Regions from separate parts of the Homo sapiens genome. Here region 2 is linked to region 1. Evidence: read pairs that join two places in POLR2A ChIA-PET (ENCODE). Cell type or tissue: PC-9. All regions are shown on one strand. Each heading gives the region's core, and the rest is flanking DNA. Links, peaks and the distances in the headings are about the cores only.

Region 1 (8,221 bases), core at 2,125-7,124:
CGCCCGCTCCCGGCCGCGCCATGCCCTCTTTCGCCCTCACCCGCCACCGGTGGCCGCCTCTCACCTGGCACGCTGGCATCGCCCACTCCGCGCTGCACTGGAAACCATGGGTCCGACGGGGTCTCGGGGGCCACCCATCCGCCTTAAGGAAGGCTGGCGGGGATGCGCGGGCCCGGGAGTCCAGGGCGCCGCCACCGGGAACGCGCCGCCTGGTTTCTAAGGAACTGGGGGCTCTGGAAAGGGAGGGGCGGGACGGCAGGAGGACTGCGCATGCTCCATAACGGGGATGGGCCTGCGCTGGGAGGGGCCGTAGCCGGGAGCTGCGCATGCTCGCTTTTTGGGGGCGGAGCTTAAGCAGCCTGGCTAGGAGGCTCAGGTTATTCATTTCCGGCGGCGGAGGCGGCAGTTTCCTAAGCTTGGCTTCTCTCCGGTCCGCTGACCGGCGTCAGGGACCAGGTTTTGGTAGCTGTGGGTAGCCTCAGTTGTCCTGGAATGAAAGACGGTTTCGTGTTGGACAAGGACATATCTGCAGAAGGCCAGTTCTCTCGAACTCGTCGGACTTCCTGGCTCCCTGACCCCCAGTGACTCGTTTTTCCGTTTTCTCAGGTGCCTGTCTGGGCTCCTCTTCCTCTGGATGTTTTTTGATTGTTCCTTAAATATCAGTGCTCTTCAAGACTGTAACCTCAGTCCCCTTGGCCTCTTTACTGAAGCCTATGCCCCACCAAATAGCAAACTATCCGCTAGAGTAAGGAAGCCGTTAGACCTTAGAATAAAACTGCCTGTGTAGGAAATGTGATTGGGGTTTGTATCTGCATGGGGAGCCCCCGTCCCTGCTTGTCTGACCCTCCTGCTGAGTATCAAGATCCCCACTCAGCTGGCATTAGGATGATCTCCCAGCCATCATTCCAGAGCAGCCTGTGGTGACAGAATATGTCAGCTGACCTAAGCGTGAGGCAGTTCCTACTGAGATATGCTAACTAGCAGCAGAGCTATCCCTGCTTTGAGCGGAGACAGGACTCCTACCACCTCTGTGAGGAGCATGGAAGGCTTCCAAAGTGATGAGAAGTTGTAACCCCTAAACCCCCCCTCTTCTGATGGGATTTTATCCTTTCTCTCCTGGATCCTCTAGAGCCAGGCAGAAGGAAGGCAGAGTCAAAATGTGCCTGTTTGATCTGTTTCTTAGTCATTGTTCGGAGTTCCACTCTTCTTGAGTAGGATTTCTCAACAGTGGCACTATTGACATTTTGGACCTGATAATTCTTTGTTGGGCAGGGGTGGGGGGAGCTGTCTGCATTGTAGGATGTTTGGCAGCATCCCTGGCTCTACCCAGTAGATGCCAGTAGCACCCCAAGCCCAGTTGTGACTACCAAAAATATCTCCAGACATTGCCAAGTGTCTCCCTGGGAGCAAAATCATTCCCAGTTGAGAACCACTAGTCTAGGGGGAAATGAGCCTACTCTGGCTTTACTTATATAGAACCAGGACTTTATGCTTAATCTAAAACCCATATTTTCCCCTTTATGCTACCTCTTCCCTAAGAGCATTCTATAGAGTAATAGTCCTGTAAGATTCTGCTGAGTGACACAGTCTGTAGTAACTTAAGTTTGGAAAGTGCAGGGTTAAGCAACACATTTTAACACAGGATTGAGCTTTTAATTAGCTGGTGGCGATCACTGTGAACATCCATAAGACAGTTTTCCTAATTTACTGGACCACCTCCCAATTCCAGTGACTTTTTTACTGGCAAACCTCCCCTAATTTACTGGCAAACCTCCCAATTCCAGTGACTTTTAGCCACTGCCTGCCCCCTTCTGTTCTGTGTTATTTTGTGGTACTATTATCCATCCCATCACCCCCAACCAAAGTCTGCATTTGCCTTGTCTCTTGCTTCTCCTATTTCCCTCACATTCAGTTATTCATCTTGTACCTCCAATTCTCTCCTAAATCTTTCTCAAACCTGCCCTCTTTGCAGCCTCCTACCTGGGTTCTTTTGCTCCAATTTGTCTCCAGTACCACCTTCAGGTGGACACCAGCATGATCTACCGTATCCCTCCTCTGCATAAAACCCTGGTGCCTCGGGGACAGGGCAGGCAGGAGTGGGCCAGTCACACCACTGGGCATCCTCATGGAGGAAGGATGCTCATGTGTACTGTGTGTATCCCTGTGTGCCAAACACTGCTGTATATCTGCCATAATCCTCTACCTCCACGGGGCAGAAGGATTTACCATGTTTTAAGGATGGGGAAACAGTCTCGGAGAAAGAGGTTAACTTTCCATGTTAACACAGTAAACGGTGCGAGGATTTTGAAACAAGCTCTTGCTCCTCAGGCAAGAGACAGGAAGCTAATTTCAATACCCGTCAGGCTGGGTGCCGTGGCTCACGCCTGTAATCCTAGTACTTTGGGAGGCCAAGGCAGGAGGATTGCTTGAGACCAGGAGTTCGAGACCAGCCTGGCCAACATGGTGAAACTTCTCTATAAAATATACAAAACTTAGCCAGGCATGGTGACACATACCTGTAGTTTTAGCAACTTGGGAGGCTGAGGTGGGAGGATCACTTGAGCCTGGGAGGTTGAGGTAGCAGTGAGCCATAATCATGCTACTGCACTCCAGCCTGGGAGAGAGAGCAAGACTTTGTCTCAAAAAAAAAAAAAAAAAAAAAAAACCCAAAAACAAACTCTCAAAAGAGGTACCCCCAGAAAACTTTCTGACTGTGCAGTATTTGAGGCGAGCATATTTGGAATTTTATTTTTTATTTTTTTAGGCAGGGCCTTGCTCTGTCATCCAGGCTGGAGTGCAGTGGCGCAATCATGGCTCACTGCAACCTCAACCACCCAGGCTCAAGCAATCCTCCAGCCTCAGCCTCCTGAGAAGCTGGAACCACAGGCAGACACCAACATGTCCAGCTAATTTTTTCTATTTTTTGTAGAGGCAGGGTCTATGTTGCCCAGATTGGCCTCGAATTCCTGGGGTCAAGCGATCCTCTTGCCTTGGCCTCCCAAAGTGCTGGGATTACAGGCGTGAGCCAATGCACCTGGCCCTGGAATGTTTTTGTTGTTGTTGTTGTTGTTTTTGAGATGGAGTTTCACTCGTCACCCAGGTTGGAGTGCAATGGTGTGATCTTGGCTCACTGAAATCTCTGCCTCCCAGGTTCAAGCGATTCTCCTGCCTCAGCCTCCCTAGTAGCTGGGATTACAGGCGCCCGCCACCACGCCTGGCTAATTTTTGTACTTTTAGTAGAGACGGGGTTTCACCATGTTGGCTAGGCTGGTCTCAAACTCCTGACCTCAGGTGATCTGCCTGCCTTGGCCTCCCAAAGTGCTGGGATTACAGGGTGAGCCACTGCACCTGGCTCTGAAATGTATTCTTAATACCTTATTTTTGTGGGGAAAAGTTCCTGTGGCCCACCTTTATTTAGTTGAATTTTTTTTTTTTTTTTTTTTGAGACAGGGTCTCACTCTGTCACCCAGACCGGAGTGCAGTGGTATGATCTCAACTCACTGCAGCCTTGACCTCCTGGGCTCGAGTGATCCTCCCACCTCAGCCTCCTGAATAGCTGGGACCACAGGAATGCGCCCCCATGCCCAGCTAATTTTTGTATTTTTTGTAGAGATGGGGTTTTGCCATGTTGCCCAGGCTGTTCTCGAACTCCTGAGCTCAAGGGATCCACCTGCCTCAGCCTCCCAACGTGCTGAGATTATAGGCGTGAGCCACTGTGCCCAGGCTCTTTAGTTGAATTTGCTACTTTTTCCTTGTATAAGAAGAAAGCCGTTTCAAGAGAGAACTGAGGTTTAAGTACCTGTCCTCTTTGGGGTCTTACAAATACACAGTTTCAAAGGTCCTTGAAGAAGGCACCTGAGGGCCTGGGCACTTGAGAGGCTGGGAAGGGCCCAAATCCTTTAGGACAGGATGTGTCACAGAAGGGGTGCCAACCTCAGTAAGACTCAAAACAGAGACCAGACACACATGACTGCTCATGGATGTGTATTTTAATAAAAATAATTCTGTCAAAATACAACAGAGTTTTTTTTTTGTCTCTCAAGTACAATTTTAATAAGATGTTTTGTGTTAGAGTTCTCTCTCCATCCTCCCACACCCACAAGTTTCATGCTAATGCCAAGTATCAACTCTTGAGGACAAAGGCAAAACCAGTGTGCACAATGTGGAGGATGTCTGTTGCAGCTGTAGTTACTAATGCAGGAAAACCCAATGCAAAGAGGAAAATGCCTGAGGCAGCCAGAGGCCACAATCTGGCCACAGGTCTGGGTGCATGAGACTGGCAGTCTAGTAGGGCTCCGCTGCCTGGCTGCCACATGGGTGCATACCTGAGTTGTGAGCAACCAAAGGAACTTTCAGCTCTGACAATTCTCTGCCTCATCTTCTTTGTGCTTGCTTAAGGAGTGGGAAGGCGCTAGGTGGCCAGGCAGTCCCCACTTCTGTCTCGTGGTGTCCATTTTGATGGCCTGCACCCAGCCACAGACCCATGAGGATGGGGATGGGGGTTCTGGCTTGCTATGAGTGCCAGTTTTTGCTCTGGAAGGAGTGACCATTTGGTGCCGCAAGGGGAAAGTGAGTAGGGAAGGCTGCTCCCCAGGGCCGGACAAACCAAGAAAGCCAGGTCTTCCTCCTGCCTCCATGGGTCAGGTCCAGCCCTTCACCAGGGCTCCCCCAGGTGCCTTTCCCACTCTAGGCTCCTGGAAGCAGGCTGGTAGGACTGGATGTGCATAAGGGGCACCTCTGGCTGGCAGGCAGGCAGGCCTGGACTCTCAGCAAGAGAGTGGGCTCAAGCAGCTTGGTTTTGGCCCTCTCCACAGCTTGTGGGGCAAAGGCTTATGTCCCAAAGGTGAGCTGCCCAACTGGGACAGAGAGCCCCTCTGGAGAGGAACAGAGTAAACAACTTGGACTCAGCTGAAACAGTGAGATAAGGCACAGAAAATGGGGAGGTGGCCATGGGTACCAAGTGCGAGCCAGGCAGACACCCAACCCCATGCAGCACACAGCTGTCCCGAGCCCTCCTGGGCCCTCTCAGCCACTCCACAACCTAAGCTCAGGCACCCGTCCTCATCCCTGACACACCCCTGAAGGTAGCAGCTTCTCAGATACTGCTGGAGGGCACATCAGCCTGACCCCTCATGGGGTTTATCTGCCATTCGGTTTCAGGACTAAATAGTGTTGCCCAACCCACAGGGATAAGGGATAGTCCCGGCTCTGCTACTAATTTGCTATGTGACTTTAGCCAAGTCACTTAATCTCCTGGGCCTGTTTCCTTATTTGTAGCAAGAGAGGAATGGGGGAGATGTTCACTGAACCCCATTCCAGCTGCAAAAGCCTGTGGTTTTAATCCAATCCTGCTAGGCTATGATCATTTAAACAGCCTGATGTCTCCAACTTCTGGGTTTGGGAGCTAGGTAGCCCCAGGCTGTCACAAGAGATGAATTTCCTTTACAGACAGGACGCCTCCTAACAGGCCATGGTCTATGGGTCTGCCAGCCCCAAGGACCAAGAAAAAGCAGCAGCTATAGGATCATTTCCCAAGGCAGAATTCTGACAGCACAGGGCCCAGGGCCCTGGCCCCATCACCAGCAGTTGGTCCAATTCAAACATTTTTCTTGTTGCCCAGCTGTGGGCCCAGTGAGGCCTGGTGAGCAATGGGTATCTCAGGCCACACCAACCATTCCCATGTCCACCAATATGGAGCAGGAGCTTGCAAAGCCCAGATTCAGGCAGGGACTGAAAGTTCAACTTCCGGCCTTGCCATGGCTGACCCTACTCTTTGCATGGGCGGCTTGTGCACTCCCCTCACAATGTGAAGCACATATGGAAATTCCAGCCGTCCTGGTGCTCCTCTGTGTAGACTTCCTCCCTTTCCTCCTCCAGGGCAGCCAGTCCTCTCCACAGGTGGGCCACCCCAAGTCCTGGCAACCATCTCAGTCTTTCCTTTCCTGATTCCCCAATGGTAGCGGGACCACTTTTACTCTGCCAGCTGTAAGGATCTATCTGAAACAGCTGGTGGGACATGTGTAAAGCTGATAGAGTCCCATTCTCTGGCCAGCAAATACTCCCAATAGTCTTTCCTAAGAGTGGCTAGGGCCCAGCTGCAGGGAGCTGTCTGGCACAGTGGCAGTGAAGTCTGGCCTAGGGGACCAAGGATTCCATCCACTCCCTGGAGTAGCAGCCCAAGAACCTGCCTCCACAAGGTACTGGTTTCTCAACAGAAAGCATCCATTCTCTCAGAGCTGTGCAGAGATGGTGAAGATCTAGGCAGGAAGAAAGCAGCCCCTGTACTCAAGGGCCTCTGTCCTGGGAATGGAGTCTTCTTTCCAGCAGCCTGACACACAGAAGCTCTCAGGACGAAGGCAGGTAGTTTCCAGGCAATCAATTTAGAGTAAATGTATTATTTGGCCATCTTAACAACAAGGGAAGATAGGGTATTGAAAAGGGAGGAAAGGGGAGCAAGGCAGGCAGTGGGAGGTGGGGTAGAGTGGTAGATAGTGTGCTGGCCAAGGACCCTCTACCTCTGCTGTGTGGCCCTGGGCCAAGTTATCACTTCTCTGGACCCTTGGCCCTGTAGTTCTCTGCTCTGTCCAGCTCTCAGGGGCCTAGGGATCTACAGTTCTTGGGATGCTATAAACCAATGTAACCATGCCCACTAAGTGGCCCACCAAACCCTATTTGGGTTTCCTAGGCTGCAGCTCGGCCTGTGACTCAAAAAAGGGGGAGCAAAAAATAAATCACTTGGCTGAGGTGACAGAGATTCTTCTTTTTTAATGAGTTGGACTCAAAGAAAACATGGTGCCTGGACAGCCTCACCCAAGAGGTGCTGGACCACTAATGCTACGATAAATACTGTCTTTTTTTTTAATATATATATTTTTATATATATATATATAATCTCATTTGTTTTTTACTTATGAAAATAATAAGCTATCACCAACTTGGATAGGCTTCATCACTAAATTAGCAGAAACCAGCTCAGCACAAACTCTCCAGAGATAAATACTGGTGGCTCAGTCAGGAGAAAAAAATTTAAAAACCCCAACCCCTCCTCAAAACAAAACCCCCCTTTCAAAATAGAAGGCGCTACATGAGAGTAACCAGCCAATACTGTGTTACAGGCCGCTGCACGTGAAGGGGAGAGAGAGAGAGACTGAGCGGGGTGGTGGGCAGAGAAAGGAAGGAAGGAAGGAAAGGGAGAGGGGGAAAGGCCAGGCAGGAGGAGTGGACTCTGTCTATGGTTTCCCAGTCCCTGCACCAGTTGCCTATGGAGGGCAGGGCAGCTCCAGCCCTGGGGCCAGTGGAGGGCCAGCCAGAGCCAGCCAGCACAGTCAGCTAGTGCAAGTAGTCATCAACTCTGGCAAAGGAGCAAGAACCCAGGCCTGCTCGGGCCATGAGCCGGAGACACTCAGATGCCTGGCCCAGGGCGAGCATCAGAGGGGGCTGCTTTGGCAGGTTCTGGGACTCTGTGGAGGAAAGACAAGGCCTGGTCACTGGCCTGCCCAGGGCTTGGGCCCAGGTCAAAGTTCCCTTGGGGGTGGAAGGAGGGGGCAGTGGACAGATTCTCTTGGAACAGAGTGTTCAGTACCTCTGTGTAAGTGTGTCCCAGCCACCAGGCCATGGCCCTGAAGTCATGCCAGGAACCTGAGGACCTTAGCCCCATGTAGAGCGCTGGGCTGGCCTGGGCCTACTGCCATGGCCTAGGACCCATCATGAACTCAGCTGGGCAGACAGAGGTCAAGGTTTAGGTTCAACCATGGGAGCCCAGGAGTCCTATGAGTCACCAGAGAGGGCCTGTACAGAGCTTGCTGCCCCAGTGTGGATAAACATCAGCTCTTTCTGGGGCCAATTGGGGTGGGGGTTGGGAACCACCCAGGTAGCTATGGGCTAGCTTCTGTTTTTGTTAGATCCACTCACCTAGGCCAGGCATGGTGGCTCACACCTGTAATCCCAGCACTTTGGGAGGCTAAGGCGGGCAGATCACCTGAGGCCAGGAGTTCGAGACCAACCTGGCCAACATGGCAAAACCCGTCTCTACTAAAAATACAACAACTAGCCAGGCGTGGTGGCACGCACCTTAGTCCCAGCTACTCAGGAGGCTGAGGCACGAAAATTGCTTAAACCCAGGAGGCAGAGGTGGAGATTGCTGTGAGCCAAGATTGTGCCACTGCACTCCAGCTTGGGCTACAGAGCAGACTCTGTCTCTAATAATAATAATAAATAGATT
Region 2 (8,221 bases), core at 1,871-6,870, 840 kb after region 1:
CAATGTGCCCACCTAGGCCTCCCAAAGTGCTGGGATTACAGGCATGAGCCACTGCGCCCAGCCTAATGCTTTATCTTCTTAAAATTTCTGACAAACCATTGCTATTACTCTCTGTACTTTACTATAGAAAATAGAAACTCCCTGATTTAAAAGTTCCCTATCGTACTTCCAGTATTATCCTTCTATTCCTGCTAAAACAGATCCCCTTAGGTTGAACTTCTCTTAATATTCTCTGTATGCAGCATATCTTTTTCCTCATTAGGCAATATATTCTGCCTATCCAAAGCCATTTGTTCTTTGAGTTCAAAATCTATCTAATCCATGAGATGTGATATATACTAATATTTATTTCTTCCTTTCCTGACAACAAATATCATTTATATCATCTACACTATAAAAACTCAGATTTAATAATATGCCATCTGATGGTTTTACCCTTTTCTAGTTGCCAAAAGATTGTCTTGTTTCTCTTCAAGCTCTGTTTATTATGGTATTTTAATATATTTTATCTGTGTGGCAGAGCATATAGAAAGCAATCAGAACATACTTGACTGATCAGTAAGAAATCTGGTTAGCAAGAAAACTTTTCTCATTTAATCATTTCCACAAGCATTTTTTGCATGTCCCACTGAGAACAATTCTTAAAAAAATTACAAGGCATTCTCTGTCCTCAGGAGTTGAGTTGATTCTTATTGCAGGGTAAGGAGTTTGGGGATTTAGGGTCTTATTGTGATTTCCTCTCTCAACATTTTATTAGGAACATTTTCAAATAGGAAAGTTGAAAAAAATTTTACAGTCAATACCACATACCTACCACCAAGATTATCACATTTGTTGTTGTTAACATGTTATTTTATTTGCTTTGTTAACATGTGTTTTATTTGCTTTATCATGTATTTCTTTAGCCATCTATCAATCCATCTTACTTTTTGATGCATTTCCAAGTAAGTTGCAGGCATAATTACATTTCACCCCTACACTTTTAGTATGTATGTCGTTAACTAGAATTCAATTTTTTTCAGTTTTTAAAAGAAAATGTTATATGCAGTGAAATGTACAAGTCTTATATGTACCATCCAGTTGGTTTTGACAAATGCATTCACTTGCCTAACCCAAATTCCTATTGACATAGAACATTTCCATCACTCCAAAAAGCTCTCTGCCCTTAGTTTTTAAAGGTTATCGTTCTTAAACCCTAAAAATCAATTTGCTTGTATCAGTGTTCTGAAGTAAAAACAGGGACTTAAAGATCAATTTATTAGCCAGATTGAAATAAATTTTTTGGTCAAAGGAGGTAATTAGTGTAGAACCGGAGCTCAAATAGATGAAAACCACAGTACCAGTTGTAAAGACAAAGATGATTTGCCTCCTGATCAAGGACCTCCTTGATCTCCAAGGGTTATACTTTACAAACTGAGAAAATGCAGTATTTCAAATAATCTTTTCAGTTGTATCACTGGGTACAGATTTTCTCTGCAGCATTTGGAGACCTGGAACCTGAGAGTTGACAGTAAAGAAATTATGAAATGGATATATTAGGAAGACAGATTTTGTGGTGGTTTATAAAAGGATAGGAGGCATGGAGAGCATATAGGATCCTAAGATGGGCTGTGATCCTGTTCCATTTGTATCTGTGCCTAACACAGTCCTGCTCACTTATTTCCTTATTTTCTAACCAACCCTCCTAGATGGGCTTTCCTCATTCTCTGGACTTACCACATACTCTGAATCTGCAGTCTTTGCTATCATTTCTTCACTTTTCCTTTTCTCCATTTTGGGTCGTCTTCTCAGGATACAGGAGTAATTTCAAAACAGAGTCATATGTAACTTATATGTCTTTCTTCATTCCTACTCTAGCAGTGTATTTCAACAGGAAGGAATAGGGGACTTTTGTACTTTGGATTTCTTTCAGACTGGAAGACCAGGCCTGAAGTCAAATCATCACATTTGCAGCAGGATGTATCAGAAGTATCCCACTGCACACATGATCTCTTACATGCTACATTAGAAGACTCCTGGGATGTTAGCAGCCAGTTAGACAGGCAACAGGAAAACTGGAAGAGACATCTGGGATCAGAGGCATCCACCCAGAAGAAAATAATTACACCACAAGAAAATTTTGAGCAAAATAAATTTGGTGAAAATTCTAGATTGAACACCAATTTGGTTACACAACTGAACATTCCTGCAAGAATAAGGCCTAGTGAATGTGAGACCCTTGGAAGCAATTTGGGACATAATGCAGACTTACTTAATGAGAATAATATTCTTGCAAAAAAGAAACCCTATAAGTGTGATAAATGTAGAAAAGCCTTTATTCATAGATCATCGCTTACTAAACATGAGAAAACACATAAAGGAGAGGGAGCTTTCCCTAATGGAACAGATCAAGGAATTTATCCTGGAAAGAAACACCATGAATGTACCGACTGTGGGAAAACCTTTCTCTGGAAGACACAGCTTACTGAGCATCAGAGAATTCACACTGGGGAGAAACCCTTTGAATGCAATGTATGTGGAAAGGCCTTCAGGCATAGCTCATCTCTTGGTCAGCATGAGAATGCTCATACCGGAGAGAAACCCTATCAGTGTAGTCTCTGTGGGAAAGCCTTCCAGCGCAGCTCCTCCCTTGTTCAACACCAGCGAATTCACACTGGAGAGAAACCCTATCGATGTAATCTATGTGGGAGGTCCTTTAGGCATGGCACATCCCTCACTCAACACGAGGTCACACACAGTGGAGAGAAGCCCTTCCAGTGTAAGGAATGTGGGAAAGCCTTTAGTCGATGTTCTTCCCTTGTCCAACATGAGAGGACTCATACTGGAGAGAAACCTTTTGAATGTAGCATATGTGGGAGGGCTTTTGGTCAGAGCCCATCCCTTTATAAACATATGAGGATTCATAAGAGAGGCAAACCTTACCAAAGCAGTAACTACAGCATAGATTTCAAGCACAGCACATCTCTCACTCAAGATGAAAGCACTCTTACCGAAGTGAAATCCTACCATTGTAATGACTGTGGGGAAGACTTTAGTCACATTACAGACTTTACTGACCATCAGAGGATCCATACTGCAGAGAACCCCTATGATTGTGAGCAGGCTTTTAGTCAGCAAGCTATTTCTCATCCTGGAGAGAAACCCTATCAATGTAATGTATGTGGGAAAGCTTTCAAAAGGAGTACAAGTTTCATAGAGCATCACAGAATTCATACTGGAGAGAAACCCTATGAATGTAATGAGTGTGGAGAAGCCTTTAGTCGACGCTCATCGCTTACTCAACATGAGAGAACCCACACTGGAGAGAAACCCTATGAATGTATTGACTGTGGGAAAGCCTTTAGTCAAAGTTCATCTCTCATTCAGCATGAGAGAACTCATACTGGAGAGAAGCCCTATGAATGTAATGAATGTGGGAGAGCCTTCCGAAAAAAAACCAACCTGCATGATCATCAGAGAATTCATACTGGAGAAAAACCCTATTCTTGTAAGGAATGTGGGAAAAACTTCAGCCGAAGTTCAGCTCTTACTAAACACCAGAGAATTCATACTCGAAATAAACTCTAGGAACCGTGAAATTAAGGAATTTGCAGAATGCTTTAGCTAAAATGTTCTGATTCAGGATCAGAGGATTCTTAGAGAGCTTGGGAATGTAATGAATTACGTGTGTGTTTATACGTTGTGTGTGGAGAAAACTGCCAGTAGACAGATTTTTTTTTTTTAACATAAAGACACATTCTCAGATCTGATTACAGACTAGTGTAAAAACAGCTACATGTATGTAGCTGGTTGGGGATGATATGCCTGTATGTTGGACTTTGCTTTTGAATATATGTATGCAGGATATCATCAAGTTTCAACATCTTGACTTGTGACCCCCAATGTCAACAGCTTTTTTAAAAAGCAAATTCCTGCAGTAATGACCAAAACCCATTTTAAAAATTGCTTGACAACTGCACTCAACTGCAGCTCTTACATTAACTTCACCATGGAAACCAGTTCCAACTCCAGGAAGTCACCATTCAAAGAATTAGATCAACTAGCCCAACCACTTCATTGTACAGATGAAGACTGAAAGCCAAAGATGTGAAGTGGTTTCCACAGTATGATACAGCCTATAAGGGTAAAGCTGGGTTAAAAATGCAGGTTTCCTGGATTTGGGGCCCCATGGCCTTGCCAGTGAAAAGGTTATTTTTGGACTCAGAGGGCTTTAAAATAAATTTTAAGATGTATCAGATACACAAACATTTAATGGGCACCTATGGGTTGGACACTTTGAGAATTCTTAAAAGTATAAGTGGGAGCAAAATGTATGCAAATTTATCACAAACTATTTAAAGCAACTTCTTGGAGGCTTACAAACCACAATTTAACAGAAACTGTAGATGGTTGAACTACTAGTGACTTTTTTCCCCTTTTCCCAGTTACAATTATACTTTCAGCTAACATATGCCAGTTTCACAGAACTATTAAGTCCCCTTATTGTACTTTTTATGGCATGCCCATGAAAAAGCACTTTCTTAAGCCTACAGTATCAGATCAATGGGAAAACAACAGAAAACTAAGAGGAGAATTTTCCCGTTAATTTTCTTGCAGAAAAGTTAAGTCTAATTGCCCATTGCCATAAATTTTGCCTTGTACTCAGAGAAGCAACATGCACTGGCTCATTTTATGTGCAAAGAAAAGATTTCACCATTAAAAAAATTAACTTGGCTAGGTATGGTGTCTCACACCTGTAATCCCAGCACTTTGGGTGGCTAAGGCAGATAGACTGCTTGAACCCAGGAGTTCAAGACCAGCCTGGACAACATGGTGAAACCCCATCTCTTTAAAAAAAAAAAAAAATCCAAAAATTAGCTGGGCATGGTGGCATGCAGTGGTAGTCCCAGCTACTCAGGAGGCTGAGGTGGGAGGATCACTGGAACCCGGGAGCAGAGACTGCAGTGAGCTGAGATCACACTACTGCATTCCAGCCTGAGCAACAGAGCAAGACACACACACATCAATTTATTTTAGTTGTATAATGCTTTTCTATTAGTAAAGCATCAGCTAAGCTTCAGTGGCCTGCTCCATCCCCTAATGACTCCCATGGGCTATCCTAAAGGAACTTCCAGAACCTTTGTTGGTGTGTTGACATTGACCATGCAGACCAATTTGGGCACAACTGGACATTGATTCCTTTTACACAAGAGCTGCCTCCCAAAGATAGATAAATTTTCCCAGCCCTAAATATGAATCATGGGGCAAGATATTGGTCGTATTGATGGTGAACCTTTCCTACTGGATTCTTTGCATGCCACATAGCAGGATTCATTGCCTTTCTCTCATCATGGATGGCATGCAGCAGCACCCAAGTATTCTTCATTCTTTGCAGGGAAAAAATTGTGCATGGGGGCTGAAATGTAATATGTGTAGCTCAATTAGTCTCTCCTCTGTGATGCAAAATGGAATATTCAATGGCAGATCTGCCCTTCTGAGATGCTGACCATCCAAAACACCTTGTTTATGGTGCACCATGATTAGCTCACACACAATGCCAAGGCTGTGCTTCTATTATCTGATACATAGTTTGACAATGGGTAATTCTACTCAGACCCTCCCTACTGATTGGCTAGGATGCCTGTCAGGAACTCATTATGCTACTGGTTGTTTGGGGATCCCCATAGTGGACTACTTTCAGGAATGGCATGAATTGTAACCAACTGAGTGCTGCCCCCACTGTTACGGAAGTTTATAAAACCTTAGTTCCAGAAGACCCAAAGGAGAGTACTGGTTTGTGTTTGGTGCTTGGCCTAGATCCAGCCACCACTCTGAAACTCAGCACATCTTCATTGACAGGGAGGGAGCCCAGGACATATGTGTGGCTCATTGACCAGAAGGCTTTCTTAGTCCCAACAGCCATGAACCATGCACTTATGGATACCCAGCCTTTTAGGGCTACGTGAAATGCATCCTTGTAACATCATTGTATTCTTTCAATAAATAGCCTTCTGAGTTGAATGGGAGTCAGTTTGTCGTTTTCAATTTTCAGAACTTGGCTAAGATTAAAGAGTGGTGCACCAAGAGGGAGGAATTAACTGCTAAACTCATCACAGCCAGGTGAGTTAATAGCTACCATTTATTGAATGCTTACTACTTTAAAGACATTGTGCTAGGTGTTTCACATCTGTCATTCAATCCTTATAACTTCTGGTTAGCGGTGTGGTGGTAGTTCTTGTCTTTGCCCAGCATTTTCCCCCTTTTCCTCTTGCAACAATCTGATTGTATTGACTGTAGGAACCTAAATCAGGATGTCCCTGGGGCTCACTGATAGTTTTAGGGGCAGGCATGAGACCTAGTTCAGCTAATCAGAGTCCTTTGCCAGAATTTTTTCCAAGTAGAGCTGGAAGGAGCCCTACTTTGGGCTTTTGTGTTGCTAGGCCAAAAGATAAAGGCCTAGAGCTTCCTGGAACCTGATTTCTTACCAGAGATGGGAAGTAGGAGAGGACAAGGTTGACATGATGGTGTTCTTGTTTCTATTTCCTGATGTCCTTAGACCTGGCTCAATTTCTGAAGCTCTCCTTGGGATTCAGGAAGCTCCCCATCAGTCCAACAGTTTCTCCTTTTTGCTCAAGCTAATTTTTTATGTTTGTTGCTTGCATTAAAGAAACCTAAAATATGTATGATATACTTTTACCTGCCAGAGCATCTAGCGCACCTCCATGGAAGATGAGAAAAGACTTCTGCACTTTTAGGCATATTGATGGTGGTGATGCTTGGTTTTTTTAATAGCTGCAGTAGGCTTTTCACTTTGCAGTATTCTGACTTCAAGATTGAGCACTTTTTAAAAATACTAAGGTGGTTAATTCCTACTCATCTGTTAAAATGCAAATGGTGCTTCAGGAAAGGTTTTGCTGACTCTCCTATTTCAATTACATTGGTCTCCCTTTTAAAAATTTTCATGGATTACTGTTAATGTCCTCCATGTTACCACAGTTTGTATTTGTGATTATTTGGTTTTCTTTTTCCTACACTAGATGGTGAGTTCCAGGAAGGCAAGAGTCCATGTCTGTTTTGATAGCTCTTTTTATTACCCTGCTAATTAATGCCAGGCATATGGTAGATACTTAATATAGTGATATAGTGTTTTAAGTGAGCAATTGAGTGGAGATTGATTGCTAGACAAAGAAGACTGGTAGGTAAATGAAAAGATGCTCAATCTTGAAGTCAGAATATTGCAAAATAAAACAATGTAATACTGTTTCCTACCAATTAGGCTGGCAAAAATTGAGAAATCTGGCAGAGGGGAATTAGAACTTTTATACACTGCTGGCAAGAGGGTAACTTGGTATAATTATTTTGGGGAGTAATTTGGCAATATCCAGTAAAATCAAAGCTAAGCATATCTCATGTCTCAGCAATACCACTAGGAGATACATATCCTAGACTAGAAATTCTCCCTTGTGAGGAAAAGAGACACACACAAAGATGTTTATTGAGGCAGTGTTTTAAAGAGTAAAAATATGAACACAACAGAAATACTGGGAAGTGAATAGGTTAACAATAAGTCATGGCATATTCTTTTTGAGACAGGGTCTTGCCTTGTCACCCAGGCTGGAGTGCAGCAGTACGATCTCAGCTCACTGCAGCCTCCACCTCCCAGGTTCAAGTGATTCTCATGTTTCAGCATCCCAAGTAGCTGGGACCACAGGTGTGCACCACCACACCCGACTAATTTTTGTATTTTTAGTAGAGATGAGTTTTCGCTATGTTGGCCAGGCTGGTTTCGAACTCCTGGCCTCAAGTGATCCATTTCCTTGGCCTCCCAAAGTGCTGGGATTACAGGTGTGAGCCACTGTGCCCAGTCAATCATGGCATATTCTTATAATTTAACATACAGTTTTTAAATGAAGGAACCAGAGCATCTGGCGAAACAATAAAGAAGAGCCTAGAGCTGCCTATTCCACTCCTATATCCATCCAGCTAAATGTGGCTGAAGAAAAACAACTATGACAATTAGTCCCACTTTTTTTTTTTTTTTTTTGAGATGGAGTCTCACTCTGTCACCCAAGCTGGAGTGCAGTGGCATGATCTCAACTCACTGCAACTTCCGCCTACCAGGTTGAAGCAATTCTCCTGCCTCAGCCTCCTGAGTAGCTGGGACTACAGGCACGTACCACCATGCCCAGCTATTTTTTGTATTTTTAGTAGAGATGGGGTTTCACCATGTTGGTCAGGCTAG

What was found. Peaks named below come from ENCODE experiments on the same cell type or tissue, not always from the same donor. Only the 100,000 strongest peaks of a DNase experiment are listed, where the experiment ranks them.
Region 2: POLR2A ChIA-PET joins it to region 1 with 5 read pairs; 1 of 35 experiments calls an interaction of 5 or more read pairs at or near these places.

Annotation. Positions count from the first base shown.
Region 1 is chr16:67,719,099-67,727,319 of GRCh38, forward strand. It overlaps RANBP10 (RAN binding protein 10), which reads right to left. Exons shown (of 14, transcript NM_020850.3): 14 at 3,972-7,460. The coding sequence ends at 7,330. GFOD2 (Gfo/Idh/MocA-like oxidoreductase domain containing 2) reads right to left here and starts at 218. Exons shown (of 3, transcript NM_030819.4): 1 at 65-218. RefSeq lists silencers at 1-25, 86-135. In PC-9, for the core only: no CTCF peak of the experiment used is centred there; a DNase peak (open chromatin) is centred at 4,343.
Region 2 is chr16:68,561,132-68,569,352 of GRCh38, forward strand. It overlaps ZFP90 (ZFP90 zinc finger protein), which reads left to right. Exons shown (of 5, transcript NM_001305203.2): 5 at 1,913-6,000. The coding sequence ends at 3,567. Among named protein-coding and RNA genes, the nearest start is that of ZFP90, 26 kb to the left of the region's middle. In PC-9, for the core only: no CTCF peak of the experiment used is centred there; no DNase peak of the experiment used is centred there; H3K4me3 peaks cover 403 bases.